2 separate regions of the Homo sapiens genome follow, and region 1 is linked to region 2. A link is an interaction called in ENCODE POLR2A ChIA-PET data of the cell type or tissue named here. Cell type or tissue: PC-9. All regions are shown on one strand. Links, peaks and the distances in the headings refer to the core of each region. The heading gives the core; the rest is flanking DNA. Region 1 overlaps MAGI1 (membrane associated guanylate kinase, WW and PDZ domain containing 1). Region 2 overlaps MAGI1 (membrane associated guanylate kinase, WW and PDZ domain containing 1).

The links. ChIA-PET counts read pairs that join two places held together with the same protein. Peaks named below come from ENCODE experiments on the same cell type or tissue, not always from the same donor. Only the 100,000 strongest peaks of a DNase experiment are listed, where the experiment ranks them.
Region 1: POLR2A ChIA-PET joins it to region 2 with 6 read pairs; 2 of 35 experiments call an interaction of 5 or more read pairs at or near these places.

The regions. Positions count from the first base shown.
Region 1 is chr3:66,004,307-66,020,040 of GRCh38, forward strand. The region is part of intron 1 of MAGI1 (membrane associated guanylate kinase, WW and PDZ domain containing 1); the gene reads right to left. It overlaps LOC124900543 (a long non-coding RNA gene), which reads right to left. Exons shown (of 2, transcript XR_007095951.1): 1 at 1-15,734. Among named protein-coding and RNA genes, the nearest start is that of MAGI1, 27 kb to the right of the region's middle. RefSeq lists enhancers at 5,060-5,560, 6,475-7,067 and a silencer at 6,588-6,882. In PC-9, for the core only: no CTCF peak of the experiment used is centred there; a DNase peak (open chromatin) is centred at 6,715; H3K27ac peaks cover 1,345 bases.
Region 2 is chr3:65,840,205-65,855,938 of GRCh38, forward strand. All of the region lies in intron 1 of MAGI1 (membrane associated guanylate kinase, WW and PDZ domain containing 1), which reads right to left. It also overlaps the pseudogene RPL17P17. Among named protein-coding and RNA genes, the nearest start is that of MAGI1-AS1, 46 kb to the right of the region's middle. In PC-9, for the core only: no CTCF peak of the experiment used is centred there; no DNase peak of the experiment used is centred there.

The DNA of each region.
Region 1 (15,734 bases), core at 5,169-9,168, 160 kb after region 2:
TGATGGCTAAAGGCTGGAATATCCGGAGGCATCTTCACTCGCATGTCTAGAGGTTGACACTGGCTGTCGGCCGAAACACCTACACGTGGCCTCTCTGCGTGGTCTCTCTGTGTGGGCTTAGTCTGGGCTTCCTCATAGCATGGTGGCTGGGATCCAGGAACAAGCATCCCAAGATAGCAAGGCAGAAGCACATGGCATTTTTACGGTCCTGCCTCAAGAGTCACATGGTGTGACTTTCTGTCATACTCTGTTGGTCCAGATAATCACAAAGGTCTGTCCAGGTTTAAAAGGATGGTATATAGACATCACCTTCCCCACTCCCATGGAAGCACAGTCAAGTTCACATTGTATCTGGCATGGGAGCTATTTTTTGCCACCAACTTTGGGAAAAAAATGCAATCTGCCATTGCAGACAAACCACTGATAGATGAAATCCCATGAACAAGGTAAGTCCAAAAATTCTGAGTCTCAGGCATCTTCGACTATCGCAGATTTAAAGCAAACTCTGACAGGCAAAAGATCACAGGAGAGAGCTAGAAGAATGGGGTTTTAGCCACAGAAGCCCACCAAGGTGCCTTTGAAGCCATGATTACAAACACTACTCCTGGCAACAATTAGAAGGGTCCTCAACATATATTATTGTATATACCTTTGCTGTTTTATTGCAGCTTGGTTCCTTCTGTATCCCATTGACATCTGATTTAATGTACAAGAGTATTAAAACATCTGCTGAATTATAATTCCAAAGTTCAGATGACATCAAGATAAAATCTATGAAACTATGAATTTGCCATGTTAAATGGCTTTTTTATTTTTAATGGATCACAGAGGGCAGCTGTTTTAAAGCAGTCCCATATGCAAAGCTGTGGGTTAGGTTTAACTAAGAATCAATGTGACCTACAGATCTTTGAATGTGTTGCAAGGGAGACCACAGTCTTCAATAATGCTGCATCTCCCAGCAGGCTGCTTTTGGGCCAAGCAGGAGATGGGGAGGCAGAGAAGATCATCTGCAATGAGTGGCCCATATCTTGATTTTCTTTTGTCTCAACCTAAAAATGATACTACAGGCTCTTCCTATGTTTTAAGGACAAAATAGGCCCACCTTTCAGACTTCTGGTTACATCACTAAGCAGGAACACCATTCCCATCAGGATAATATCCTCATCTTATAAGTAACAGCCTCATCCTCAGCTGTTCAAAATCAATATTCACAGCCTCTTTGCCTCTCCTCACCCACTAAGAAAATCTTTAGCACTTCCCACTCAGCACTAACCCCATTCCTAAATCTCCCACGCCTTCCCCTTGTGTCTTACTATACATATTGAGGCCATCAGTGTGTGTGAGTGGAAGGGGGGAAATCAAAGGGAGAGAAGAAAATAGCTGAAGGACAAAGACAAGGAAAGAAGATGACACAAAAAGGAATGGCAGCACCATGCCAGGGAGAGATTTGGTAGAGGACAAGAAACATACCACAAAGAGATCTTCCATGCATCTCCCATGGATCTACCAGGAATCTAGAGATGGAATGATGACAAATAAACAGAGAGGGAAAGGGCACTTAGGAAGGGCTGCAAAAGGGAATCACCTGACTTCCAATAAGATTGCAATCACTTCTAGGGTTGGTTCCTGGACTGGATTTCTTTGAATGACACACTGGGCCTCGAGTCAGTCACTTCAAAACTCTGGATTTACTTGGGTTATGTTGAGCTGATAAAAAATTATATTTAGAGAGATCAGTAATTTGTTAAGTGACAACTCAATTCTTCCCATCACTGAAATTTGTGACTTTACCACTACCAGACACAGCCAAGTAAACAGAAATCTATCACATTCATTTAGCCCTTATTGTCTATTGCTCATGAGGATTTAGCTGTCCACCAGACAGGAACCAGCAACCAGTATGGAAGCACTTGTGTGGCTGGCTGCTATATGAATAATGTCAGCAAATGTGAATTAACTCATGAGAGGCTGAAAAACTATTACTGCCAGTATTGGATACGACAAAAAATGAAATCCCACCTTCTAAAGACAGAAAGTTGCCCAGCATTTTATTTCAAATGTTAAAGTCTTAAAAGCTTCTCCTAAAGTCAAACAAGTAACTTTTCACTTGTGACACATATATACACACATATAGGTATACATGTATATGTGTTTATGTGTAGGTATATATGTATATATGTGTGTATGGGTATGTATATGTGTCTATACATATACATATGAGTAAGACAAACTAGAATGGTTTATTTTCAGCATATGTCAAACCCTAGGCAATGCTGAAGTAAAGCTTTTTCATCTGTTTAGACTCTGATCATCCTATGGTACCAGAACTTTAAGGAGGTTTCTAATGATGTCACATATAATACTGTCGTTTAAAGAAAGTATGACATAAAAACATATCAACACACAGACACATAAATAAAACAGGGGAATGGGATTATGAGTTTTAAATTTTTGTTTCAGTTTTTTCTTGGTTTAGCGGTCCTCTCTTTGAAGAACATGGTTTTGTTTTGTTTTGTTTTGTTTTGTTTTGTTTTGTTTATTAGAGATGCAGTATCACTCTCTCACCCAGTCTGGAATGTAGTAGCTCAATCATAGCTCACTGCAACCTCAAATTCCTAGGCTCAAGTGATCTTCCCACCTCAGCCTCCCAAGTAGCTAGAACTACAGGTGCATGTCACCATGCCCAGCTATTTATTTATTTATTTATTTATTTATGTAGAAACAGAGTCCCACTTCGTTGCCTAGGCTGGTCTCAAACTCCTGGCTTCAAGCAATTCTCCCACCTCGACCTCCCAAAGTGCTGAGATTACAGGTGTGAGCCACCACACCTGGCCTGAAGATCACATATGTCACGTAAAGTCTATTAAGCTTGACTACACTCAGGGTACAGTGCAGATGCTGGGTCCCATGGCGCTCAAGAGGGAAGGAGTCCCTGGACCTGCCTCGGTAGAACTTTATCAGTTCTATCTCATTGTCTCCTTTAAGCCCCACGGCGATCCTATCTTCCCAATGACACACTGTCTCTTTTCCTATATCATTAACAGGTAAGAATCAAGTTGTAAACAGAAGAATTAGGAAGCCAAAAAGCAGGAAAGCTGAGCAACACACTCAAAATCTAATCGCTGCCTGAGAAATCAGGAATTGACTCTAAACACTTGGACACAGCATGTCACCAACACAGTCCAACTCTAGTGAGGAGGAGGAGAGCGAGGAAGAGGAAACTCAAGAGCATAAATGTGCAGGATAAGGGAAATGGTGCAAGGCTGAAGAGAAATTCCTTAACTGCATCCTAAGCAGCTGTTGTCAGTAGGTCTGTTGCTGATGCTTCCGAGGAAACATTTCAGGACCATTTATCAAGGGAACTGGTAGCAGTAATATGGATGGGCTTGACTCAAACAAGAAAATATACTGCAGACAACAAGGAACATAGCTCATAAGTGAGATGAGCCCTAGTACAGCAATAACCATTTCAGTGTATTTGCTATACTTTCCTTAGGGCAGAAGAGAAGGAAAGATACTAAATTGGAGGAGGGAAGAATGTGTGCCCCACACACTAGTCCTCTGGAGCTTATCTGGCTCCATAGATTTTTTTTTTTTTTTTTTTTTTGGACATAGAGTCTCACTCTGTCACCCTGGTTGGAATACAGTGGCCTGATCTCGGCTCACTGCAACCTCCGCCTCCCAGGTTCAAGCGATTCTCTTGCTTCAGCCTCCCAAGTAGCTGGGACTACAGGCATGTGCCACCATGCCCAGCTAATTTGTGTATTTTTAGTACAGATGGGGTTCCACCATGTTGGCCACGCTAGTCTTGAAATCCTGACTCCAGGTGATCAGCCTGCCTCAGCCTCCCAAAGTGCTGGGATCATAGGTGTGAGCCACCATGCCCAGCCTGGCTCCATAGATTCTTACTATTTAGTATAGTTCATAGGACCAGCATCAGCATCACGTGGGAGTTTGTTAGAGATGCCCAACCTGGGCCTACTGAATCAGGACCTGCATCCCCAGATAATTCACAAGCACAGTCAACGTGTGAATTTACAATGCTGGGCCCTACACCATCTGGTGAACCGAGAGATTTCAATCTTTTCCTCATCTCCTCCTCCATTTAGTCTCTAAAACATGAGCACCCACCACATGTAGGCACTATACCTGGCAGGCACAGCAATGCCCTTGACCCTCACGCAGCTCAGAGCTGGGCATTCTGGGGAACAGACACAACCCATACAACCACAAACGCACATAAAGATACAACTGAGTGGCAAGTGCTGCAAAAGGGAAACAAGTGGTCTTATGAGAGCATTAAACAAGATGAGATTCTGTCAGGCCAGGATCCCTGGAGAAAATGATGTTAGAATTGAAATCTGCAGGATGACTACATATTAAGTAGGAAGAGTATGGGGGGGCAGGGAACAGTGTCCAGCCAAAGAGGAAAGGCTTGTGCAAAGACCCCATGGCATACCACATTACAGGAACGACAAGAGAACACCACATGTACAATGAAGCTGGCCGGGGGGCAGGGGCCAGACCATGAGGGCTCTTGTAGCTCTAAATACTTTGATCCTAAGAACAGAGAGAAGCCCTGAGAGGCTTTAAGCAGGGTATGCCAGGTTAGAGAAAAGAAGGTATAGGCAGATCCCAGGAATTTTACTGAGGAAGCAGGTCTCAGACCCCAGCTATCCCCATTTGTATAAAAGTTTATCTTCCCTTCCCTTCTAACCCAGGGCCGTATCAGGCGTAAGCCGGCCTGCCTGCCACCAACCCCACAAGACAAACTGAGCCCCTTTCCTACCAAAGAAATAAGCAAGAAGTGCCCCAGTGCTAAAGCAAAAGAAAAACACACACAAAGATGAATATGCCTGGTGGCTGCCCCAGGACATTGGAGGGAGTGATGCATAGTACTTCAGATTCTTAAAAATAAAGAATATCCGGCCAGGTGCGGTGGCTCACGCCTATAATCCCAGCACTTTGGGAGGCAGGCGGATCACCTGAGGTCAAGAGCTCGAGATAAGCCTGGCCAATACAGAGAAACCCCGTCTCCACTAAAAATACAAAAATTAGCCGGGCGTGGTGGCCGGTGCTTGTAATCCCAGCTACCCGGGAGGCTGAGGCAGGAGAATCACTTGAACCCCAGAGACCGAGGTTGCAGTGAGCCAAGACCATGCCACTGCACTCCAGCCTGGGCGACAAGAGTAAAACTCTGCCTCAAAATAAAAAAAGTAAGGAATATCTGAATTCAAGACCTGGTTCTACCCCTGACTACCTACACAAGGTAAACTTTCCAAGGTTCCTAAGAATGCCTAACGATACCTACATAATAATGTTACTGAGAGAATTAAACAGTAGTGTCTACAAAGCTCTAAGCATGAAACTTAACACATAGTAGGTGTTCAATAAAAAATGTATATCTTTACACAGCACTGTGGTTCTCAACCTGCCCTCATGAGCACATTAACTCTTCAACCTAAAAGAATCATTGTTGGCTGGGTGCAGTGGCTCACATCCATAATCCCAGCACTTTGGGAGGCCGAGATAGGTGAGGCAGGTGGATTGCTTGAGGTCAGGAGTTCCAGACCAGCCTGGTTAACATGGTGAAACCCTGTCTCTACTAAAAATACAAAAATGAGATGGGTATGCTGGTGGGTGCCTGTAATCCCAGTTACTCAGCAGGCTGAGGTAGGAGAATCGCTTGAACCCGGGAGGTGGAAGTTGCAGAGAGCTGAGATTGTCCCAGTGTACTCCAGCCTGGGTGACAAAGTGATACTCTCTGTCTCAAAAAAAAAAAAAAAAAAAAAAAAAAAGAATCATTGTTTATTTTTAAAAACAATAACGACTAACATATAGAAAATGCTTAGCCACAACATTAAGCAATGCTAAGCATCACATGTATTAGTAAGTCATCACAATAACACTATGAAATGGGTGCTGCTATTAACTCCATTTTACAACAAAAAGTATACAGAAAGTAAGGAGCCTGCTCAGGTACTGAGTGTGAGTCTCTGTTCTGTGGTGCCTTGGCCACTCCTCAGGGCTCCCAATATGCATATCCCTAGGCAATAACTTGGGCAATTCACAAAGTGCTTTCCCCCTTATTCTAGGTCTCCTTGAACTACGGAACTCTTAGCATGATATTCACTGATGCCCAACAAGCCTGCTTCACTCAAGTAAAAGGCTGAATGAAAGAAACTGCCTCTTGAAAGAATCTGATCCTCTGACCAGGGTGCAGGCCGGCAGATGATAAGAGGCTGAAAACAAGCACACTTCTAGGCGTTCCTCACTTACACCATTATAATGAAACGAAGCTTTCTCTGGCTATATGGGGCTCTGATGTCATTAGTAGGACAGCTCTTTGAAAATCCCAAACACCCAAATTTTGATAAAATCTAACTTTCTTTTCAGAATTTCCAGTTTGTGGTATTTGGAGAAGTCCCATAACCCCTACATGAACTGAACTGTGTTTATTTCCAAATTTTCTGCACACCACTCACTACCAACTTGGTGTTTACAAAGCACCTTTGCCCTCAGGATTTCCAGGCAGTGATAAAAGCATAGAGCAAATATTTTATGGCCGGTCTCATCCTAGTGCCGTAGTGGGTACACAGAATGCCAGCCAGCTGTAAGCAAAGGGGCAGGACTTGAAAGCTTTCTCAGAGGAAGCCAAGTGTTACCTGTGGTATTTAAATGGAAAGAGGCCTGTTGAGTCAAGTGCCTTCCCAGGGAACTGGAGGGACACCAATTTGCCCAAAGTCATCCCTGGCTGGGGAATATAATAGAGGGCTAGAGTTCAGACTTTTCTTCCAGCTGATGATTCATTTAGGACAAAAGAATTTACCTTTCCTTTCAACTCTCTGTGACAAAAGGTTGGAGATACCAGAGGAAGCCAATTCAGCTAACTTCAAGGGTGTCCCCACATGGCAGCACACATAAATGCGCCAAAGGGAAAATGAAAGGGAACGGCCCAAGTATTCTTTTCTCGACAACAAACGTTGCAACAGTCCTAGAGCGACGAAAAGATAGGTTTGAAAGCTAGTCAAACATGAGCTCAAATCCAAGCACACCCACTTCCCAGATGTGTGTTCTTGGTCATGTTACTGAAGAAGGTGGTGCTTATTAAGCCAATTACACACACACAAACATACACCCCTATGTCATATGCCCACATGCAGTGAACACTATGCTGTACTATGCCACCCGCCTCCAGGATCCCCCTCCAAGACTTGTGTTGGCTGCAGAGAGTCACCTTCCCTGAGGTCACATAGCCTTCCCAGAACAGCCGCCTCCAATCCTTGTTGACTTGAGGGTATACAAGCCTTGCCCTATCATCCCAACCCAGGACAATACTGAAGAACCATCTCAATGTCAGAGCTTCCTGCAGGTCGGCTGGGCCTTGGTTGAGACGACTTCACAGCCTAACTTCTCCTCCAGCCCAATTCCTTCAACAGGAATTGATTCCAAAAGCATTCCCTAACCAATGTCCTATATGGTAATCATCTCTGAGTTTGCTTTCCAGGAAGCCAGACAATATGCTGAACCAAAAAAAAAAAAAAAAACTGGAATGAGAGATAGTGAAGTATGGCCAGGTAATAGTATTAAGTTATTTGGATTGTCCTTTTTTCAAGGTCAAGTAAAATGCAATTCTAGCGAAAAAAATGAGTTAACTTTTTTAAAGGGCAATAGGATACCCAACAGATGTCCAATACTTCCTTTTTCCTTAGCTGTAACTCCCCCTACATCACACAACCTTGTCTATATCGATTTGCTTTTGCTTGTTTTAGTTAGGATGGGCAACAAAATGGTATTTCAAAGTTACATCCTTCAAATTCAAAAGAATGACAGCCACTGAAACATTCTATGCTCAGTTAACCCAAAACACCAAACTTCCAGATGCATACAGGCTTTAATCTGTCAAACTTTTAAGTAAACTTTTCTTGGACAAGTTATCAAGTAACATCTTAGAAATTATTTTTTTAGCAGAGGGCAAATAAAAAGGAATTACACCATGATCCACTCAACATGAATAATACAAACTATACTTTATGCAGTAAACATTCATTCCAAGTTTTTCCTATAAATATAAATATGAGAAGAGGTAGTATTAAAAGTTCCATATCACCAGTCTTACCTTGAAACAAAAAAAAAATATTAAGACTCAGTAATAACTAGCTAATTTCAGAAAAGCAGAGGTAGAAATGGATGAGAGATAAAAACAGACAACCATTTGGGAGCCTGAGGCGAGTGGATCACTTGAGACCAGGAGTTTGAGACCAGCCTGGCCAACATGGCGAAACCCCATCTCTACTAAAAATACAAAAATTAGCTGGGTATGGTGGTACACATCTGTAATCCCAGCTACTTGGGAGGCTGAGGCAGGAGAACAACTTGAACCTGGGAAGCAGAGGCTGCAGTAAGCCAAGATCGTGCTACTGCACTCCAGCCTGGGCAATAGGGTGAGACTCCATCTCAAAAAAAAAAAAAAAAGAATAAATAAGGGGACAGATGTGAAATCATCTAGCACAGTGCCTGGCACATCAGAAGTGCCCCTGTAATGTCCGGTAAATCTGAATCACTGCTATTTTTTAACTGCAGCTCTTTCCCACCCATCCCCATTTCCTCTAGGGTTTTACTGGGAAGCAAAGAAAAGAGGAACCTAGCCAACTCTGAAGCCCACTCTAGGTCAATAGTTTGCATGTAGCTCATTTAATCATTTTAACTCCTATTGTGTCTAAATTTATGTTTGAGGAACCCAGGGGTGGGGAGGGTCACAGTTTTAAATTTTTTAAAAAGGTGTGCTGTTTTCCCAAAGAAGAACTTCAATTCTGGCTGGGCACAGCGGCTCACGCCTGCAATCCCAGCACTTTGGGAGGCCGAGGCGGGTGGATTACCTGAGGTCAGGAGTTTGAGACCAGCCTGACCAACATGGAGAAACCCCATCTCTACTAAAAATACAAAATTAGCCAGGCATGGTGGCACATGCCTGTAATCCCAGCTACTTAGGAGGCTGAGGCAGGAGAATCACTTGTACCCAGGTGGCAGAGGTTGCAGTGAGCAAAGATTGCACCACTGTACTCCAGCCTGGGCAATACAGTGAAACTCTGTCTCAAATAAAAAAAAAAAAAGAAAAAAAAAAAAGAACTTCAATCCAACTACCTTGGAACCAAATTAAAGAAAAAGATAGAGGCCAGACTCGGTGGCTCAAGCCTGTAATCCCAGCACTTTGGGAGGCCAAGGTGGGCGGATCACGAGATCAGGAGACCGAGACCATCCTGGCTAACACAGTGAAACTCCGTCTCTACTAAAAATACAAAAAATTAGCTGGTCGTGGTGGCGGGCACCTGTAGTCCCAGCTACTCGGGAGACTGAAGCAGGAGAATGGCTTGAACCCAGGACGTGAGGCTTGCAGTGAGCTGAGATCGCACCACTGCACTCCAGCCAGGGCAACAGAGTGAGACTCTGTCTCAAAAAAAAAAAAAAAAGAAAGAAAGAAATGCAAACATCCCCACTAGGTATTTGAAAAAGCATGTTAGGGCCAATGCTACCCACTTTTCTCAGACAATGAAAACATCGTCAATGATTTGACTGAAGACTTATTTAAGTAAAACGGAGATACTCATACACCTGACGAAAAGAAAAAAGGTAACTTCTCCCCTGATAAAGACCATGCAATGGTGGCTCCGCAGTGAACCACTACATAATGTATCAGGGCCATCTTCCTCAATTTCCCTCATAAAAATAATACCTGCTTGCTGTAAACTACACCAACGAGTCACCTATGTCACAGCCCATTTCCCATTTCTCTTGCCCCAATTCCAATCCTCAGAGGAAGGTAGGGTAAACACATAATTCACCATCCAAAGCAGTTCACCAAACACTGAAAGAGGGTACTATTAATAATTATACCAGAACAACAGGTGTAAACCAGATATTTCCCAAACAAACCGAGACATATGGTCACCCTTCTCAGAGGTAGCCACAGGGAACATATCCTTGTTGTTCCAGATCTTTTTTTATTTTTAAGGCACACACAAGCATACCCAACCAGGTCAGCAGTAGCTGTGATATAACAATGGGATCATCCTATAGATGCTGTCTCTTACTTTTTTATTTAATATATCATCATCTGTTTACATGTCAGGACAGAGATCCACCTCACTTTTTTAACTGACTACAGAATAAGCCACTGTAGGGAGATACCATATAATTTTTCAACCACCCACAACACATATAAGCCAACTTGAAATTTTTGTCTTTACAAGCAATGCTATATAGAGAACACAGCCCCACATATATCTTTTATGAGTTTGAGTATTTCCAAAGAATAGGTTTCTAGTGGTAGAAAGGCTAGGTCAAAATGTTACCATTTTTAATAGGTTCTTCTCAATACTCTCCAAAGAGGCCTTATCAAATCATTTCAAGACCAAGAGTTAATAAACACTTGTGAAATTCTGCCAGGCTGGTAAAGGACACATGCTATCTCATTCCGTCATTTTCTTAAATGTTAACTTAAGACACTCTGGGTCCATGGTACACTTGGAATTTTCCTGCCTCCAGGCCTTTGCTCCCACTGTTGCCTCCACTTAGAATAACATTCCACCCCATCTCTATAAATATCCTACAGACAAATACTACCTTCCCCTTAAGGCCAGTTCTAACCCTAACTGACAACAAATCATCGCTACATGATCTTTTCCTTCTGGGAATGCCTGCAGCACTGTTTAATCCTGCCCCACCACCATCCCCTCACCCAGCACCCTCTCCCAGACCAGACAGGGTGGCTCATGCCTGTAATCCCAGCACCTTGGGAGGCTGAGGCAGGAGGATTGCTTGAGCCCAGGAGTTCAAGACCAGCCTAGGCAATACAGTGAGACCCTGTCTCTACAAAAAAAAAAAAAAAAAATCTAAAAAATAAAAATAGAAATACAAAGACATAATACACACGTACTAATTGATAAATTAAGACAGCTATGGTAAATAAAAATAAGCTTTGGATATATAAAAGACCTGGATATAAAGCCCTGGCTCTGCTGAGCCCAGTAAAGCACCTTACGTCCTGCAGGCATCCATTTCCTCATTGATAACTGTGGACGCAGCCAACCCCCTCCCAGCCTGAACCTAAGAACCTGGTTTGTTTCCCAACTTTGCCTACCATTAACAGCAGTGAAAAAAAAAAATCTTAACTCCTCTGTGCCTCAATTTCCTACTCTCAAAAATGGGAATGATTATAACACATTTCATAGAGCTGATTGAGAAGTAAATGAGTTGATAAAAAGCACTTCCAGCAAAGGATGGCATAGAGTAAGGGGTACATATATGCTAGATATTCTATAGCTACTGCCTTAAAATAACAATTAGATGATATTTTTTAAATATGCCAAAAAGTTTATAAGCAATAAATGTCTAGTAGCTTAATTTTTATCCCATCTACACTGGAATAATCAACAGAAAGAAAAATTGACCAAACCAGGAAACTACCCTGACATAAAGTTTATTGGAAAATGTCTATACGCATTTTCTCTCTTTCTATCTGTACATCAATCATTCTAGAACACTAAAGACTCAGGGATCACTTAATTGCTCTATCATCATTTGTAGCTTCCTACAGAGTGGTGACTAAATTGAGACTTCAAGAAATCGAAAGGAAATAACATGAGGACATAAAGACAGTATACTTAGAATGTGTTTCTATCAAATATGCTCCATATAATTTGGTCCAACAAATTCAGCTCTATAAAATCTCAAAGGAGGTAGTGGTGCCAGGAAAGAAGATAAAAACCCAGAGTGTTAAAACAGAAGTGTTTTGAGTCAATTACGAAGTCTATTCAGCGCCTCCACAAGCCTAGAATCAAGTGATCAGATTCAAAGGAGGAAAACTGACAAAATTAATATGGTAATAACTATCAGTCATTCAGTGTTGCCTTTGCTCTGTGTTCCATGCCGAGAGTTGACTGCATCATTTCATTGAATCCCTGTAGCAATCATATAAGATATGTGCTCTTATTACTGCTACTTCACAGAAGTAAAAACATGTACCCAAGGCCACATAGCAAGGAAGCAGCAGGACCAGATTTGAACCCGGACTACATGAAATTCAAATCCTGTGCACATAATTACTGAGCATACAGCCTCCAAGCCAGAAAGGTGGAAGGGTCGACTGGGTCAAAGCTGATGGCGGGACCGAAGAACAGCTGACCAATACACACACCCTTTGCAAAGAAGCGACGAGGACACGTTGCTGGCAAGGCTCTACTCTGGCAATATGTGCCCCAGCACCGGAGCTGGAGACTTTGGGTAAGTGGTGCTCCGGAGAGACCCAGGGAAAGTCAGGCAAAACTGAGCAAGAAAGAAAAGCAGAATGGAGGAGGTCAGGACATCAAGAAAATCTGACTCCACCTGCTTCCAAGGGGAGTGGGAAGATAAAAGTCAAATAGGACAAGGTGGAAACAACCCAATCTCCATCAACAGATGAAGGGTGAGCAAAATGGGGTACATACACAATGGAATATTATTCAGACTTTAGAAGGAAGGAAATTCTGACACGCTGCAGCGTGGATGAATCTTGAGGACATTACACTAATTGAGATAAGCCAGTCGCAAAAGGGTAAACACTGTACGATTTCACTTTTATGAGGTATCTGGAGTAGTCAAATTCACAGAGAAAGAAATTTAGAGGTCACCAGGGGCCAGGGGAAAGGGGAATGGGGAGTTGGTAATAGGCACAGTAGGAGAAGATGAAAAAGTTCTGGAGATGGATGGTGGTAATAACTGCATAATAACCTGAATATACTTAATGCCACTTAATTGTATAATTAAAATGGTTAATTTTATGTTATGTTACGTATATTTTACCACAATTTTGTTTAAGTCTCATAGAACCTTGCTACGTTCATGAAGTGCCAAGTTGCACTGCCGGGAACCCCAAGGAGAAAGTAGGAGTTAGTCAGTGCGGGAAGACGCAAGCACTTGTGTCTCAACACGCGCAGGGCGCGGCTGCAGATGGAAAAACCGGGAAGCTCCGCGCTGCAATGAGCCAGGCTCGCAGTGAAACCATCGCCAAGGCACCAACGTCTCCCTCCCAACGGAGGGTGCAAGGAAGGGTGCCTGGCCTCAGCTTTCTTCAGATCAAACTCCAGGGGGTCACCTACCCTTAATTCACACAATGGTACATCACACCCTGAAGGGGATCCTGCCACCTGTCACCAGGCAACAATGCAGCCTCCTGACGAACACCAAGCTAGAGGAAACCCACCGCTGTCACCTAATCTGCTGTCACCTAATCTCAGACAAGTAACAACTTCCAAGGCTCAGGGTTCTGACCGCTAAACTGGAGAGGATGGTACACACACTTCACAGCACGTGCTAAGGATGAAGGATGGTGCACGTGTGGCCCTCAGTGCAAAGCCTGAGTAGAGAGGCACTAAATCAAGCTCCACTATTGTTATCATCCGTATAGGTCTACTCTCCTCGGTTTTCACTTTCATACATGAAGCCCAACAGCCAGGTGACAGGACAGATTGGGCAGGTGAGAGCTGGAAGTCATCCCAACTTTGAAAAGAAAGGACTCTTAGGAAAACACAAAGAAGGAGGCAGAAACCATTAGAATAGTTAAACAATGAGAATGCTGAGAACCAACAAGCTGAGAGAAAAAGCAAACATCTTTACTCTTCTTTGGGAATTAATATCTGTAAATTGCTTTGTCTTGGACTCATTTATTTTTCCTCCTTTGATCTTGGTCAGAGATGCGGTCCACAATTTTTGGTGGTTGTGCTTCATGAACACACAACCAGGAGACAAAGATAAGGAAGGACACTTTGGTGGGGGGGGGGGGTGTCTGCACATGCCCATTTAATGTTGTTTTCTTTTACAAGCCTGGCTGGAACAAAATACCTTTAACCTCCACTACACCCTCACCCCAACACACACAGGAGCAGCCCCTGCATATTTTCACACGTGTAACTTTCTGCTACCACCAGGGGATGTAAAAGCAGAGTATTTTCTTCCAAAGACTGACTGCCTGGTTAACAGCATTTGGCCATACTCTAGTACCCCAGAGGTGACATCCCATTCTCTACCTTCCAACAAGGGTATTCAGTGCCAGGAGTTAAACCCTGGGATTCCAAAATTCTAGGCTAAGTGGCCTCCAGCCAGGCACAAAGAGCCAGGCATTTTTTTTTTAATAGATGCAGAAACTGAGGCACAGAGAGGTTAAGCAAGTGATCAAGGTCACACAGCCGGTAAGGGCCGGTGAAGGAATTGAAAATAGGCCAGTGACCACTGTAACCAGTAAACTATCTTGCCTCACATGGATCATGATCACCATCCCTTGTGGCTAGGTTCCAGGTGGACTTGGTACAGCCTTTGGTGGCCGCTGATGGGCTGGTGACCCTCTTTGCAGCCTTCTGCATTCTGAGTGCTCGGGGTCTTAATCAGCCACCTGAGCTCTGACTCTCACCTCACTCAGCACAGCATGGGTTGGTCTCATTACTTACCTCCCATCCTCCTCTTTCAAGTCATTGCTTGTCAAGTTTTGCAAGAATGAGAACTGGCTGTCTGATCACCTCTCGCTCTTCCCTTTGGGAAGCCACAGTGTGTCTCCATTGTTCCCCAGAACTGTTCAAGGCTTCCGGTAAATTCTCGTATCTTCCCTGAGCCATATCCAATTGGAAGGTACCTACCCACACCAAGAAGGATGCCATCTTGATTGGTTCATTCATTCACTCATTCATTCCACAAATGTTTATGCTGCTCAGCTGCCAGGTACTGCCTGGCCATAAGGAGAGTAGAATACATGGATTATGGATCAGATTCCTGCTCTCAAGTGATTACACTCCAGTGGAACAGATAATAGGCAGGCTAACTTCAGATGGTGATGAGAGCTAAGAAGAAAATAAAGTGAGCTCAGGAGATGGTGAGTGAATCTATGGGGAATTCTGTGAGAACTAGAAGGCAGGGTTTCCCAATCTTGCTGCTATTGGCATTTGGGCCAGATAAATCTTTGTTGGCAGTGGGCTCTCTGGTGCATTAAAGGATGTTTACAGTACCCCGACCCCTACCCCTCTATATACCAGTGGCACTTCCCAGATGTAACAATCAAAACTGTCTTCAGACATTGCCAAATGTTCCCTGGAAAGGCAACATTACCTCAGTTGAAAACCACTGATCTTGAATACTATTTAACAGCACAGGCTCTGCAATTAGAACCAGATTAGAATTGCAGTTTACTAGCTGTTAAGTTAAAGCAAATTACTTCACCTCTCTAAGACTTGGTTTCTTCATCACTAAAATGGGTTAAATTTTATCTACTTGCAAAGTTGTTGCAAAAATAATAATAATAAGATAGTGTCTGTGGAGAGTTTGACAAGAGCTCAGGTAACAAATGATCAATAAATGGGAGCTGTATTTTTTAACTCATCGGGTCAAGTTAAAACTCATATCCAAGGAGTCCACTCTTACCTCATCCATACTCAATTGCAATTAAATTTCCCATGGCACCTGTCCAATTTGACCTTTCTCTAAATCCACCATCCCATTGGAGGTAGCTGTCAGAAGTGGGGATCAGTTGGTTACTTGACCTGGCATCTATTCCATGGCTTCTCTCTTCTCAACAGCACCTCCCTCTTCCTTAGGGAACCATGTTTTGCTCCCAGTGCAACAGTCAAAAGGCCCAGATAAGGACTGACCCCACCCGTTACTGCAAGTGGGCACCAATTTGCATAAGCATCAATGATTAGGGATTGCAGAAC
Region 2 (15,734 bases), core at 7,170-11,169:
TGCAAAGATGTAGTTTATTTCTTCATCTCCAGAGTATGTTTTTTATTTCCTTGTCTTGCCTTACTACCCTAGCTAGAAATTCCAGTACTATATTGAATAGCAGTGGAGAAAACGGACATCTATGCTTTGTTCACTGCCTTAGGCAGAAGGCATTCGGTCTTGCACCATTAAGTACAATGATAGCTCCAGGTTTTATGTAGATACTCCATATTGAGTTTAAAGAAGTTTCCTTCTATTCATACTTTCCTGAGAGATTTTATCATGGATAGGCATTACATTTTATCAAATAATTTTTCTGCATCAATTGATATAATCATGTGATTTTTCTTTCTTAGCCTGTCAATAAGGTGAATTACCTTGATTGATTTCTAAATACTGAACCAGCTTTATATCCCTACAATACACCCTTCTTGGTCATGTTGTAGTAGAATTCTTTCAAATAGTGCTGGCTTTGATTTGGTAAGATACTGTTAAGGATTTTGGTGTGGGTGGGGGGTGGCCTAGATTCATGAGGGATATTGTTCTGTAGCTGTTTGTTTTGTTTTTGTTTTTAGTATTATCTTGGTCTAGTTTTGATATCGGGATAAAACTAGCTTCATAAAGTGAGTTAGAATTATTTCCTCTTCTTCTATTTTCTGGAAGAAATTATATACAGTTGCTATTAATTCTTTTTTAGACATTTGCTACAATTCTTCATTGAAATCATTTGGGCCTAGAGATGGGGGAGAGCCAAATTACAAATTCAATTTCCTTAAAAATAATAGAGCTATTCAAATTATCCATTTGATAGTAAGTTGTGGTAGTTTGTGCTTTTCAAAAAATTGGTCCATCTCATCTCAGTCATGAAATTGATATGCGCAGAGTTGTTCAGAGTATTATTCCCCTAGACGTTTTTGGTATCTGCATGGTGACATCAACAGTGACAGCCTCCATTTTATTTTTTATATTAATAATTTGTATCTTTTTTTCTATTTGTTAGTCTTGCCAGATAACCGTCTATTTTATTGAACTTTTCAAAGAACTAGCTTTTTGTTTCACTGATTTTCTCTATTGTTTTCTGTTTTTAATTTCATTGATTTCTGTTACCTTTATTTCCTTTCTTCTGTTTGCCTTGGGTTTATTTTGCTCCTCGTCTTCTAGTTTCTTGATGTAGGGGCTCCAAACTGTTATTTGAAATTTTCCTCTTTTCTTTCTTTCTTTGTTTTTTTGTTTTGTTTTGTTTTGCTTTTTGTTTTTGTTTTTGTTTTTGTTTTTTTTTTGAGATGCAGGATGGAGTACAGTGGTGCGATCTTAGCTCACCACAACCTCCGCCTCCCGGGTTCAAGCCATTCTCCTGCCTCAGCCTCCCAAGTAGCTGGGATTACAGGTGACCGCCACCACACCCAGCTAATTTTTGTATTTTGAGTAGAGACGAGGTTTCACCATGTTCGCTAGGCTGATCTTGAACTCCTGACCTCATGATCCACCTGGCTCGGCCTCCCAAAATGCTGGGATTACAGGCATGAGCCACCGTGCTCGGCCAATTTTCCTCTTTTCTAATATAAGCATTTAGTGTCATAAATTTCCCTCCACCAGCCTTTTTGAACCAACACAGGGTTCACAGGAACCTAACTGTATATTCACATTCCTTAGCATCAGGTCCCGAAATTTAGAGAATAAAAAACCATATTACAACTGGTTTGAAATGAGCCAACTCACAATGCCTAAGGCGCAACTGGGGTTCATTTCAAAAAACAGGATCCTTATCTATTTTGGTACTATAGACAAGAAGGAACTCAATCTTACTAACAAAATATCTAAATAATAAGTAAATAAATATCAGTTTGAGCATTTTTCTCAGTCTACCTTTCCAGTTCCTGCTCCAGACCTCCACTATATGAAGAGTATTGACTCAAATTTTTACTGCCATTTCTCAAACGTCAAAACAGATGTCAATGCTCTGAGTTATGGAGCCCTTTCCTAGAGAGCAAGAAGAAACTGATCTTCTCTCCTGGGTGTCTAAGAGATAACAAACAATACCATCTTTTTGTAACACTAAAATTTACAATCCAGTTAGGGAGGAGGTGTAAAAGATTATTTAATCAAGTAAAGGAATTCACACCTGTTTTCTCTTTCTTTTTCAATGTTCCATATCCCCTGAAATTTTATAAATGTGTACTTTTTTTTTTTTTTTGACACGGAGTTTCGCTCTTGTTGCCCAGGCTGGAGTGCAATGGCGCAATCTCGACTCACCACAACCTCCGCCTCCCAGGTTCAAGCGACTCTGCTGCCTCAGCCTTCCCGAGTAGCTGGGATTATAGGCATGTGCCACCACGCTGGGCTAATTTTGTATTTTTAGTAGAGACAGGGTTTCTCCATGTTGGTCAGGCTGGTCTTGAACTACCGACCTCAGGTGATCCACCCACCTCGGCCTCCCAAAGTGCTTGGATTACAAGCATGAGCCACTGCGCCCAGCCATAAATGTGTACTTCTAACATAAAATTTAATCTGGCTGAAACAAATATTTGGACCATAGTAAAATGCTTCTCTATAATTTGTTCCTTCCTTTCTTTTTTCTAGCAAGCTTCAGAGCCAACAGGGCGCTTCTCCTGGAAGGTGAAGTCATGGTGACCTACTGCTCTTTATTCAGTCTGACATGTATGTTAATCTTCTCTACTTACTCTTAGACTGTGGAATATGATCCTTCCAATGGGAGACAGTGGCTTTTCTCTTACACTTTTCCCTGTCTCCTCACCATAAATAAAATGAAAACTGAAAAATGTCTCCCCTACCAAAAAATCTCTGTCCCTTCTTACACATCCATAATATGTAGCTCCTACAATGGTCTTCAATGATCCCCACCTCCTGGTATTCATAACCCTGAATACTTTTCTCTCCATAAATGTAGTACTGGCTTATTGACTCAATTCTAATAAAAAGAATTGATCAAAAGTGATGGATGTCACTTCTAAGATAATGTTATAAAAAGATTGTCTTCTGTCTTAGGTGATCTCTCATTATCTCCTGGATCCTTTTTCCTAGAAGGATCCACATGCCATATTATGTGGCAGCCCTGTCAAGAGGTCCACGGAATAAGGGAGCAAGGACTGTCAACCAGGAGAATGATCCTGGGAGGAGATTCCCCCACCATCCCAGGCAAGTTTTCAGATGAGACTGCAGCCCAACTGACAGTCTGACTGTATCTTCATAAGAAACCTGAAGCTCAGGATCCCAAGTTAAGCTGTGTTCAGTTACTGACCCATAGAAACAAGGAAATGCTCAATGTTTGTTGTTTTAAGCTAAAAACTTGTGGAGTAAAGTAAATAAACGTCAGTTTGTTACATAGCACTAGATAACTAATGTACCTTCCCAGCTACAGACTTCCACAGCCAAGATTAAGACTTATTTACCCACCAGTTAACTCACTCATTTCCAAAGACCCCCAGATTCTAGAGGACCCCTTCTTCATTTCGCTCTCCTCATCAGGTTCCTGGTATAGGGAAATAAGTCATCACCATGACTTAAACAGTATGGACTGTTTTGTTTTGTTTTGACATCAAAGCAACCAAAACAGAATGGAACTAAAAGAAAGCAAGGTTTAAACTTTTAGTCCAGTTTCAACTCCAGTCTCAGCAAAGCTCTGAGAGAAGAGAGTTTTATGGTCAAAAATGTTTGGGGCTCTTCCCCTAAATGGCCTGAGGTGAAAATGGTTCACCATTCTCTTGACCCAGAAACCCCCACAAAAAGCATGCAAATTGACAGGTTAAAATTTTCATTTTCACTGCAAGAACACCTGTGGAACCACCCAGGCCATCGAGGGTATGCAGATATGAAAGCCACCAAGTATCTAAAAGATGTCACTTGACAGAAGCAATGTGTGCCATTCCAAAGCTACAACAGTGGAGTTGGTAGGTGTGTCTGGGCCAAACAGTGGGGCTGGACACTGGGTCGGTGGCCCAAAAAGAGTGCTAAATTTTTGCTGCACATGTGTAAAAATGCAGAGAGTCATGCTGAACTTAAGAGTTTGGATATAGATTCTCTGGTCATTGAGCAGATCCGGGTGAACAAAGCACCTAAGATGTGCTACAGGACTTGCAGAGCTCACACGGTCAGATTAACTGATACACGAGCTCTCCCTGCCACATCTAGATGATCTTGACTGAAAAGGTACAAATTGTTCCTAAAGCAGAACAGAAAGTTACTCAGAAGAAAAGGATATCCCAGAAGAAACTGAAGAAACAAAAACGTATGGCACAAGAATAAATTTGGCATAAAATAAATCCAAGTAAAACAATTTTAAATGTCTCGAGAACACTACAAGCTATGTCCTCTTCTCAGAGAGCCCTGAAGTTTTAACATATTGAAAGCTCTGATCTTGCCAAAGAACTCCACTTAACTTCAAAACACACCCTCCACACACATCATGATCAACTGAGATCTTACTGAACCAGAATCCTAAATGGCATACTTCAGGAACAGGGGTCCAGAGAAGCAGTTCTCAAAGTGCAGCTTAAAAAGAAACTGAAAACCCAATTCATGCAAGACCTAGGGCTTATTTTAGAGCATTTTCCAGTGCAGATTGGATCCAATCTAAACACATAGAATTAAATTACGAAAAATGATACAGACTATTACCTACCAATCACCCACTAAAGGACACCCCAGGGATCCCTAACTCCACTCTTAAAGTTTAGGAAGACATCAGCACTCTTTGTGGCCATGCATTAATTTGCTCAACCCTTTCCTTCATCTGAGTATTTCCTCTGCCCATTGAAATCCTTGGGCATAGGCGGGGCACGGTTGCTCACACTGTAATCCCAGCACTTTGGGAGGCCGAGGTGGGAGCATCAAAAGGTCAGGAGTTCGAGACAAGCCTGGCCAATATGGTGAAACCCCGTCTCTATTAAAAATACAAAACTTAGCTGGGTGTGGTGGTGCACGCCTGTAGTCCCAGCTATTCAGGAAGGTGAGGCAGGAGAATCACTTGAACCCAGGAGGCGGCGGTTGCAGTGAGCTGAGATTGTGCCACTGCATTTCCAGCCTGGGCAACAGAGGGAGACTCCATCTCAAAAAAAAAAAGAGAAGAGAAGAGAAGAAAAAAGAAAAGAAAAGAAAGCAATCCTTGGGCACATAGAGTGTCGTGGTTAACATGATGGGCCCCTGGAGTAACGCTGAACTTGCTATCTGACCATCACTTACTATACATGTCAACTAATCTCACTAAGTTTCACCATCTTTATCCAAAAATGAGCATAATAATAATATCTACCACACTGGAATGCATGAGATAATTCTCGTTTAGCTTTGGCACAGTGTCTGGAACAGAGTAGGCACTCAAAAAATGCCACCTATTGCTACATTTTTCATCATCCAATGCATCAGATCTTAAATTAACCAATTTTAGTTTCCAGCCGGGTCCAAACACCTCAACATATTTCTACCACATCACTCACAACTGCACCAATTTCATGTCTTTGCTATGCCTTTGCACTGCCAGACTGAAGAACTTGATGTGTTAAGTTCACTCCCATGTGGCAGCTCTTAGCTCTTCCTCCCCATCTGTTCCAGCCACACCTGTCTCGACCTTCTCTGGTTCCAAATGACAACCTGAATTTTAGAAGTTTCACAGTCTTTTACGAAAGGTAAGTTTTGCTGTTTTGCTTCCAGTATCATTCAGGATGCCAGCCAATAGTTTGCTGGCCTTGTGATCCGCCAGACAAGTTAACCTGCAAAGCCTATCAGATTCTTTTGTCCTTTTCTGGTTCAAAGATGAAAAGCAGGTAGACAGCCGGGCTAAAAAAGCTTAAATCTTTCTTTTATAAAATTTGGGAATAAAAGCCTCAAACCAGTAGTAACAATGCCACTTGTTACTTGGCAACAACACTTCATTTGCCAAGGTCAGAAGCCATCGAAACTGACTTTGTGCGTGGGTAGACATACACAGAGCAAAGGAACAGGGACCAGGCAGCTATAAATCCAGCAGCCACCAGCCCCTCCAACAGAAGGCAGTGGCTATGTGAAAGTATTATTTTCAAGATCATCACTAGAATCTATGAAAATGACTCCTAAAGTTGGCTAGAGTCTGCCTGAAAACTAGTCTTATTCTAGGATGCAAGCCCTTATGTAGTGCGGTCTCAAGTGAATAGCAGCTGGAAAGGGAAACTTCACCCCAAACTCTGCAAAATTGCAAATCAAGGGCAAAGTTGAGACAATGGATGCAGGTTTGGCCTTTGAGTGACCTTAGTAAGTTACTTAGCTACTCTAACCACACTTCATTTGTAAAACAGGGGTCATGATCTAGATCTTCCAGAGTGTTATAGTTAAATGATGCTCTGCCACCAGAGTCATAATAGGGCCCCACAAAGGTCCTTATAGTAAGTCTGAGTAGCAACTGCCTCAAAGTACCAGCAGTCATGATCACCAATATGTTTTGAGCACACACTCTGTAAAAATATGTGCTTTCGCCTTGTAACAGTTCTGAAGCAGGTTCTGTTATTATTGCCACCACAGATGGCATTAACTGAAGGTCTGAGAGGTAAAGTAACTTACCCAAGGCAGGTAGGAAATGGTACAGCTAGAACTCAGATCCAGGCAGTCTAATTCCAGGGCCTATGGTCTTAGCCATTATACCACATTGCCTCTGTGAGGAAGCATTAAATACATATTTGAAAGGATGGATGGGTTGACAAATATAATTATCTGGTGCTTTCATCCTCTGGGGTCCTACTCCCCCAAACAAAGGAAAGAAACATTGACTTGTCCTTTCAGATTACAAAGAATAGCAATGTCTTACAAAAAAAAAAAAAAAAAAAACCCTAAGCACATTTGTTTATACCAATTTTAGGACAATTATTTCCTAAACCAAATTTTTACTACCCTGAAGTTCGGTACTTATGAAAACACTGCCAACATAATGAAATGACTGTGCAAAAAGCAACAGCTGATCACTAGAGGCAATTTTCTTTCTTATAAATACAAAAATCCTATCAGCTAAAAGAATGTAGCATGACAAATCACAAATCAGAGACAGAGTCTTCTACATGAGGATTTAAAGCTCAAGAATTTCAATGTACTTAATAACATAAAATCTGAGGCAGATGGCTCAATGCTTTAGAATTCCCAAATTGTTAAGGGTATCCTGGATGGAAATACCCTAGCTAGGTTTCTATTTCTTTTCTGGCCGGCACCACCTGGTGGTTTTTTTTCCTCTAAAATCTAAGTCCACACAGGCCATAAAATTAAGATCTGGACAGCATTCTTGTTGTCAAAGTGATCCACGGAAGAAATCTTTAATTTCATATTCATATAATTCTAACTAACATATTAAACAAATTTTATTTTTATCCATATGGAGATAGTCTCATCTCTAGTGCATTTTCTTAAATATATTTATCAATGTGTATGATAAATATCAAAATACATGAATTTAAAATCCCGAGAGTACTCTTGAGCTTACACATCATGGGGAACAACCAACACATCATTCAACTATCATTCATTCATCCTCTCAATCGTTTATTTATTCTTTTATGCTAAGGATGCAGAGATGATTTTGTATAAGTTAAATGTGCTTTTGATGATGAAATTCCACTGGGTACTACGCTCTTCACTATTTTACAAGTGAGGACACTGAAGCTCAGCCTAACTAAGGAATTTGTCTCACGTCACAGAAATAGCAGAGCTGGGATTTAAATGTAGTTTTGGAACCAAGCATGGTGGCTCACACCTGTAGTCCCGGCAACTTGAGAGACTGGGGTTGGGGTATACCTTGAGTCCAGGAGTTTGAGTCCAGTTTGGGCAACACAGTGAGACTTCAACATTTTGGTTGATCTTGGATAGCTCAGAAGTGATCAATACCCTTCCCCGATAGAAGAACAAAGGAGACAACCAGAGAATAAGAGTTACCCAAAGGACAGGAAATTCATTTCCCCAATTTATTGCCAGAATTAAAAAGAAGAAGTCAGAAGCATTCCACTTTGTCAGACCACGTGTCTCTGTTTGGTTTACTGGAAGAATGGTGAACATGGGGAACTGCATGTTATCCTAAATGAAACTTCATATAAAAGAAAACCAAATGAGAAACATATGGAAGAATTAAAGTGGCGAGCTAAGTGAAGCAAAGCGAAGCAACTTAGAATGTTTCGTATCCTACGCTGGTTCTGAGCAGGCTTAATAAGAAGCTGACATCGATATCTGATGGCCTGAGAATCTACTTCAGCACTGAAGTACACTTACTCCTGGCCCCATGGACCTATTATTGTTCAACTTGCAATAATGGGACACTTCCAAAGAGCTGACAGGCAATCTTTAATTAAAATACACTGAAAATAACTTGAGGCACAGTTTGCACAAAGAAAACAACTGCTCTCTTAAGTTACCCAACATAAGTTGTATTCTTTTTTTTTTTTTTATTTTCTTTCTAAGCTGAGAGTTTTCACTGAAGGGAAGAAACTGATTTTACAATTAATTAAGAGATGAAAAACCTATAGCTTAGCAGTTAAACACCTGGGTCCTAGACCCAGATAGGCCTGAGTTTGAGCCCAGTCACCTGCAAGCTGAATGTTCTTGATCGTTATTTAAACTCTCTTAGCCTCAGGTCCCCCATCTTCAAGTGGAGAAGACTTCCTGCCATAGTACACACCACAGCAGATCACCAAATGTTTCCAGCTCTCTGCTGCTGTGGACACTTCCTGGCTTACTGATTTGTGAGTGAGTGGGGCCATGTGATTGGTTCTAGCCAGTGAGTTGTATGCAAAATGAAGCAAATCACTTGCACTCCAAACACTTAACTGGCAGCTCAAGACTATTCAGAGCATTCTTTTTTTTTTTTTTTTTTTTTTTTTTTTTTTTTTTTTTTGAGATGGAGTTTTGCTCTTTTTGCCCAAGCTGGAGTGAAGTGGCGCAATCTCGGCTCACTGGAATCTCCATCCCCAGGGTTCAAGTGACTCTCCTGCCTCAGCCTCCCGAGTAGCTGGGATTACAGGCATGTGCCACCACGCCTGACTAAGTTTTTGTATTTTTAGTAGAGACGGGGTTTCGCCATGTTGGCCAGGCTAGTTTTGAACTCCTGACCTCAGGTGATCCACCCGCCTCAGTCTCCCAAAGTGCTAGGATTACAAGCATGAGTCACTGCACCTGACCCAGACCATTCTTTTCCCTTCTGCACAAACACCAGCAATGTTGGGTAGCCTCTTTGTCAGTCTGAATGACAGTGATGAGCACAGTCCATCTCCCTACCATTGACCTATTTGCTGCACAAGTATCCTAAGCTAAAAGTAAACTTTCATATATATATATATATATCATCAAATATACATATATATATATCATCAAATATACATATATATCATCAAATATACATATATACACATATATATATCTCACTGGGATTTGAGGGTTGCTGGTCTGTTATTGTTAGATGTCTAATACTGACTGATAAACTACTTCATAAGCTGGTTGTAACAACTAAATGAAATAAAGAATAAAGCCTGGTAAGATGTCTGTAAGTGCTTAATAAATGACATTTTGTTGCTGCTGTTAAGAAACAAGTATTTCTTCTACACAATGGTTAGACTGTGTATTTTTCATCACATCTAACGAAGGAAGAACATTAACTGAGCTAAAATACTTTCTCCTTCCTTTTTCCAGGTTCCACTAAAGATTTGATGTCAGTGTTTGGGAATCTACAGAAATTTAACCCCAAAGAAACCAGCTCTCCCTCTCTAGATTCAACTTTAAACTGCACAATTTCTCTGAAATGCAGATAAATTAGTCACTTTACTAATTTGGTTCAAAGCAAGAATATGTATCTGAAATTAATTTATCAATTATGTACTATATCATTTATATACTATTATGATCTAGGGTCATACCCTATATTTTTTTCTAAATCACTGATATTAGAAGTGAAATAAAACATTACCAGCCAAACTTGTTTGAATACCCTATTTCTTTATATATATAAAAAAATAGTGCTAATTTAAATGTATGTTACAGAACATACTAAGAGTTTGAACCCATGTGTTTGTGTCATGCTGTAAATTATGGTAAATGCAGTCCCCTTCTTTTGCAGTATACAAACTAGAATGACCAACTGTCACAATTTGCCTAAGTCTTGACCACTTTTAGTATGGAAAAACCTGGAAACCATATGCAAACTTAATCCCAGTTTGCCCGGCGCTTTCTGGGTTTTAAAACTGAAAGTCTTGCATCCCAGGAACACTCTCAATCCAGGGTAAACCAGGATGGCTAGTCATCCTAATGCAAAGATATCCTTGAAGTGTCAAGATAAGCAAGACACCTCTTCCTGGAATGTAAAGATACAAGGGAGGAACATTACATCATCTAAAAGAGTTTTCCATTAAAACAAAGATATATAATAGAATACGATATAAACTCTGGATGAACTTTTAGAATAGAACTCAAGCTGTCAAAGTAATGTTGGGCTTTTTGTCCTCTGTTTTTACAGGGGCACACTGGAGAAAAAGACCAATAAGCAGTGCTTTAGAAGAAAAGCCACCGACACAGAAACAACCAGGATGCAACGTTCACTCCCTCCCTTACTTTCTCCACGGCTGAGAACAGTCATTAACCTTGCTCTAGGCCCCAGTCAGGCTACCTTTATTTTAAAAATATGCCTCAAGCACGGCGTGGTGGCTCACACCTGTAATTCCAGCACTTTGGGAGGCCGAGGCGGGCGGATCACCTGAGGTCAGGAGTTCGAGACCAGCCTGGCCAACATGGTGAAACCCTGTCTCTACTTAAAATACAAAAATTAGCCAGGCAGGGTGGCAGGTGCCTGTAATCCTAGCTACTCAGGAGGCTGAAGCAGGAGAATTGCTTCAACCGGGGAGGCAGAAGTTGCAGTGAGCCGAGATCACGCCACTGCACTTCAGCTGGGGGACAAGAGCGAGACTTCATCTGGAGAAAAAAAAAATGCCTCATTAGAAGGCAGGGACTTAGCTTTGTTCACTGCTGTATGCCTGGTACCTAGAACTATGCCTGGAGTTTGACTAAATGAGTAATTAAATCTCTCAGCCAGGGATAAAACTAATATCCACATCAGGATTGTTGACGCTATCAAAGAAGATCATATACATAAAAGTGCTCTGCATATTAACAAGAACTGTACAAAAGTGACTATTATCTTGCAGATCTCTTGATTACCTTATTTTCTCCCACACAATGACTTATGAGTATTACATTGTTGCCTTATTTGGATTTTGATGGGCACTGGTGATGGAGTGTAAGCTTGCAAACTAAATAAAAAAAAATCTGTTAGGTTGCCAGGCGCGGTGGCTCACGCCTCTAATCCTAGCACTTTGGGAGGCCGAGGTGGGCGGATCACTTGAGGTCAGGAGTTTCAGACCAGCCCAGCTAAAATGGCAAAACCTCATCTCTACTAAAAATACAAAAATTAGCCAGGCGTGGTGGCATACACCTGTCATCCCAGCTACTCAGGAGGCTGAGGTAGGAGAATCGCTTGAACCCAGGAGGTAGAGGCTGCAGTGAGCCGAGATGGTGCCACTGCACTCCAGCCTGGGCAACAGAGCAAGTCTCTGTCTCAAAAAAAAAATGTGTTAGGCTAACATGTACATACACATACAAGATGGCCACATATGTTTGGAAATATTTTCAAAAATATACAGGCAGAAGTCGAATGTTTATGTTCAGTAATATAAAAAAGTTTAATCAAAGAAGTTTTAGAACATATGCATCATAAGGAGGAAGATATTGCATAGTTTTGATCTGCGAAAGAGGCAAGAACGGGGGAAGAATTTGAGAGGAATGTGGATAAAGGCCAAAAGTTGAATCATATGGGGAAGGTTTTTAAGTAGGAATAAAAGCGAATACATTGAGCTGGAAGTGGGAAGGCTCAAGGAATTGTGGGCCCAAGGCAAACTTGTCAAACCAGGAAGATATCTGGTAGGGCTGTAAACAGCCTAAATACCAAGCAAGTTCATGCATCATCACTACCTATATCTGTCCTCCTTGGTGGCCCTATCATAAGGAAGAAATCCTTGCCAAGGTTATCCTGCTGGTGTCTTCCACAAGGTAACAAGGTAGCTGGCGATGGAAGTAGCATTGCTGTCTAGGATGGGCTCTCTGCACCTGGCCAGCATCAGTTTTGAGCCTCCCCAGAAAGGAAGAGGAGGGTAGTGAGCAAACATATCTTGCTTGTTACTATTGCTCTCACGTTGTGTTTCAGATGGTGGAACAACATGTAAAACTCTACCCAGTAGGTAAACACTAGACAGACGTGCGTATATACACACACCTCCATTACCATAAAAATGTTTGAAGACACACTTGACACCAATTTTTTTTTTTTTTTTTTGAGACAGAGTTTCACTCTTATTGCCCAGGCTGGAGCACAACTGCATGATCTCAGCTCACCGCAACCTCTGCCTCCCGGGTTCAAGTGATTGTCCTGCCTCAACCTCCCAAGTAGCTGGGATTGCAGCCATGCACCACCACGCCTGGCTAATTTTGTATTTTTAGTAGAGACAGGGTTTCTCCACATTGGTCAGGCTGGTCTCGAACTCCCGACCTCAGGTGATCTGCCCGCCTAGGCCTCCCAAAGTACTTGGATTACAGGCGTGAGCCACTGCACCTGGCCAACAACAAATTTTAAGCAATCGGCAAAGTATCAGAAAATATTTGTGGTTTTGGCTGGGCGCCATGGCTCACACCTGTAATCCCAGCACTTTCGGAAGCCGAGGTGGGCAGATCATGAGGTCAGGAGATCGAGACCATCCTGGCTAACACGGTGAAACCCCGTATCTACTAAAAATACAAAAAAAAAAAAAAAAAAAATTAGCCGGGCATGGTGGCACGTGCCTGTAGTCCCAACTACTCGGGAGGCTGAGGCAGGGAAATCGCTTGAACCCAGGAGGTGGAGGTTCCCTCCGGGAACCAAGTGCATTGAGCCGAGATTTGTGCCACTGCACTCCAGCCAGGGCGACAGAGCGAGACTCCGTCTCAAGAAAAAAAAAAAAATTAATTGTGGTTTCTACTCTGGGACACATCAGCAGCATCTTTGTTAATTCATAACTCAAGATTTAAAAATAAGTCTTCAGATTAATGATAGCCCAACCCAACATGATGTGGTAAACAGCTCAACTGAAACCATAAACATCACCTTGCTTGTGTGATATAAATAGTTCTATAAGTACATGTTTAATGCATTGATAGGTAAATTCCTAGTAGGGCAAAGATAAGATCTTAATTCATTCACCTATGCATACTTTGTGCTGACGAAATTTTTAACACGAGTTCCATCCCTCAAATGTTTCAATATCAAAAGTCTAAAATGCATACCATGCTTTTACCAGCTGCTGGGAAGTTGGAATGTATCAAAACGTATTCATTTCTCAGTTCTGCCCACACTAACCTCCCCATTAACTTAATATTAGGGAGACAAGCAATGAATTTCTGGATCAGTAAGTAAAACCTGAGACGTATCCAAAAAAGGGCAGCTGAATGCAAGGAAACAAAAGCAGTCTCTATCCTCACAAGACCATATTTTATTAAATGATTTCAAAATGCTTCTCTCTGTTTGATGCATTTTGCTGCTGATACTCAATATGGAAGCCTTCCAGGGAGAAAGTGGTTATCTCAATCAAGAAGTGCCCCGACAGGCCAGGTGTGGTGGCTCACATCTATAATCCCAGCACTTTGGGAGGCCAAGGCTGGTGGATCACCTGAGGTTGGGAGTTGGAGACTAGCCTGGCCAACATGGTGAAACTTCATCCCCACTAAAAATACAAAAAAAATTAGCCGGGTGTTGTGGTGCACACCTGTAGCCCCAGCTACTCAGCAGGCTGAAGCAGGAGAATCACTTGAACCAGGGAGGTGGAGGTTGCAGTGAGCCAAGATCATGCCATTGCACTCCAGCCTGGGCAACAGAGCGAGACTCTGTCTCAAAAAAAAAAGTTGCCCTGACAAAAACAGGTTAGCTGTGTAAAAATTCTAATCTTTTATTTAAAGGTTTAAAAAAAAAAAAAAAAGCATCGGCTACTCAGGAGGCTGAGATGGGAGGATCCCTTGAGGCCAGGCGTTTCAGAAGAGTCTGGGCAACAAAGTGAGACCCTGTTTCAAATTTAAGACAAAACACAACAAAGAAGTAGCAGAAAGAAACAAGGAGACATGAGTACATGCAATACACTTTCTCCTTTTCACTCAAGGATTTTGCTGTCCCAGTAAATGTGACAGTGCTTTGTACATACAACTTTGAAAGAATAGGTGCATGAGGCAATAATGTGCCTCCATCTCTCCATGAAAATCCTGAGTTCTCCTCAAAAGCTCAGAAATTCCCATGCCAGCGTCTTCACAACCACCATTTCCATGTGATTAAAATAAACAGCCACCTTTTCTGAAAAATGGATAACTTTGCAATATGTTCATGGAAAAGCTCAATGCTGTTCTTACAAATACTACTCAAGGAAGTTTTGTTTGGAAGAATTTGAATAAAATGTCCCACGAGAGGGTTCTGCAAATGAGGCACAAACCTAAAAACACAGCTAGTCTCTGTCACCTAAATGAGCTGCTGTGGCCTGGCTCATCTGGTAGCACCATGACTCGCAGTTCCTGCAAACCTCCCAGGGTGCAAAGCCATGACAGATGGTCACACTACTGAAAGGGGAATACCTACAACCACAACCAAAGGGAGAAGTCCACAGAAGTCCACAACCAAAGGGAGAAGTATGACACCTTGGAAACGTAAACAGCATCCCCTAATCAAGGGCTGCAAAGTCAAACGTCTACAGGGACAAGGAAGGTAATATAAATAACTACGTACAACATCTGCTGGGTATTATGCAAGAGGGGATGGATGGTGCTGGCTGCAGCTGCAGAGGGTGTGCCACACCTGAAGCATAAAAATTATTATTTAAACTCTGGGCTGATAAAAACCTGCCCAAATCCGTGGGGGGCGGGGGTGAGTTTACAGCCTGAAGCACTTAGCACCCTAACCAGCAGACAGGATGTGCTCATTAAAAGATGCCATTATAAGCAGGAAGCCTTGTGAGTCCACAAGAGAAAAAAAGGCCTGTGAAATGTTTGCTTTGAGATCCGCAGAAAGAGATAAACAGTACCAAAGAAATGGGAGGAAAGGGCTTGGTGCGATGGCTCACACCTGTAATCCCAACACTTTGGGAGACAAGGCAGGAGAATTGATTGAGGCCAGGAGTCTGAGACCAGCCTGGGCAAGCTAAGACCCCCATCTCTACAAATAAAATAAAGTAACTTTAAAAATAAAATAAAATAAAATGGCCCAGCATAGTGGCTTGCACCAGTAATCCTAACTACTCAGAGACTGAGGCAGGGGGGATCACTTAAGCCCCAGAGTTATAGGCTGCAGTGAGCAATGATGAGACCACTGCATCCCTGCCTGGGCAACAGAGTAAGACCTTGGAGGAGACGGGAGATGGGGAGGAGAGAGGGGAGGGGAAGGGAGAAACAGAGAGAGAGAAAGGAAAAAAAGAGAAAAGAAAGGAAAAGAAAAGAAAACATAATTAAATAAAATCAGAAAGTAGGAGATAGCACATGTAGATTTGTAAGAACCAACACCGGATAGCCCATTAACCCCCATAGATACATTGGCTCTGGTGGGGAAAAGCACCATGCCAATTCAAGCAAATGTGAAATGAAGCCCTTCATTCATGTGTATCCACTCACTCATTCTTTCCCTCACTTACGCAACAGCTAGTCACTGGAAGCTTCTCGCATGCCAGGCACCCCTGGCTCTGGCCTGA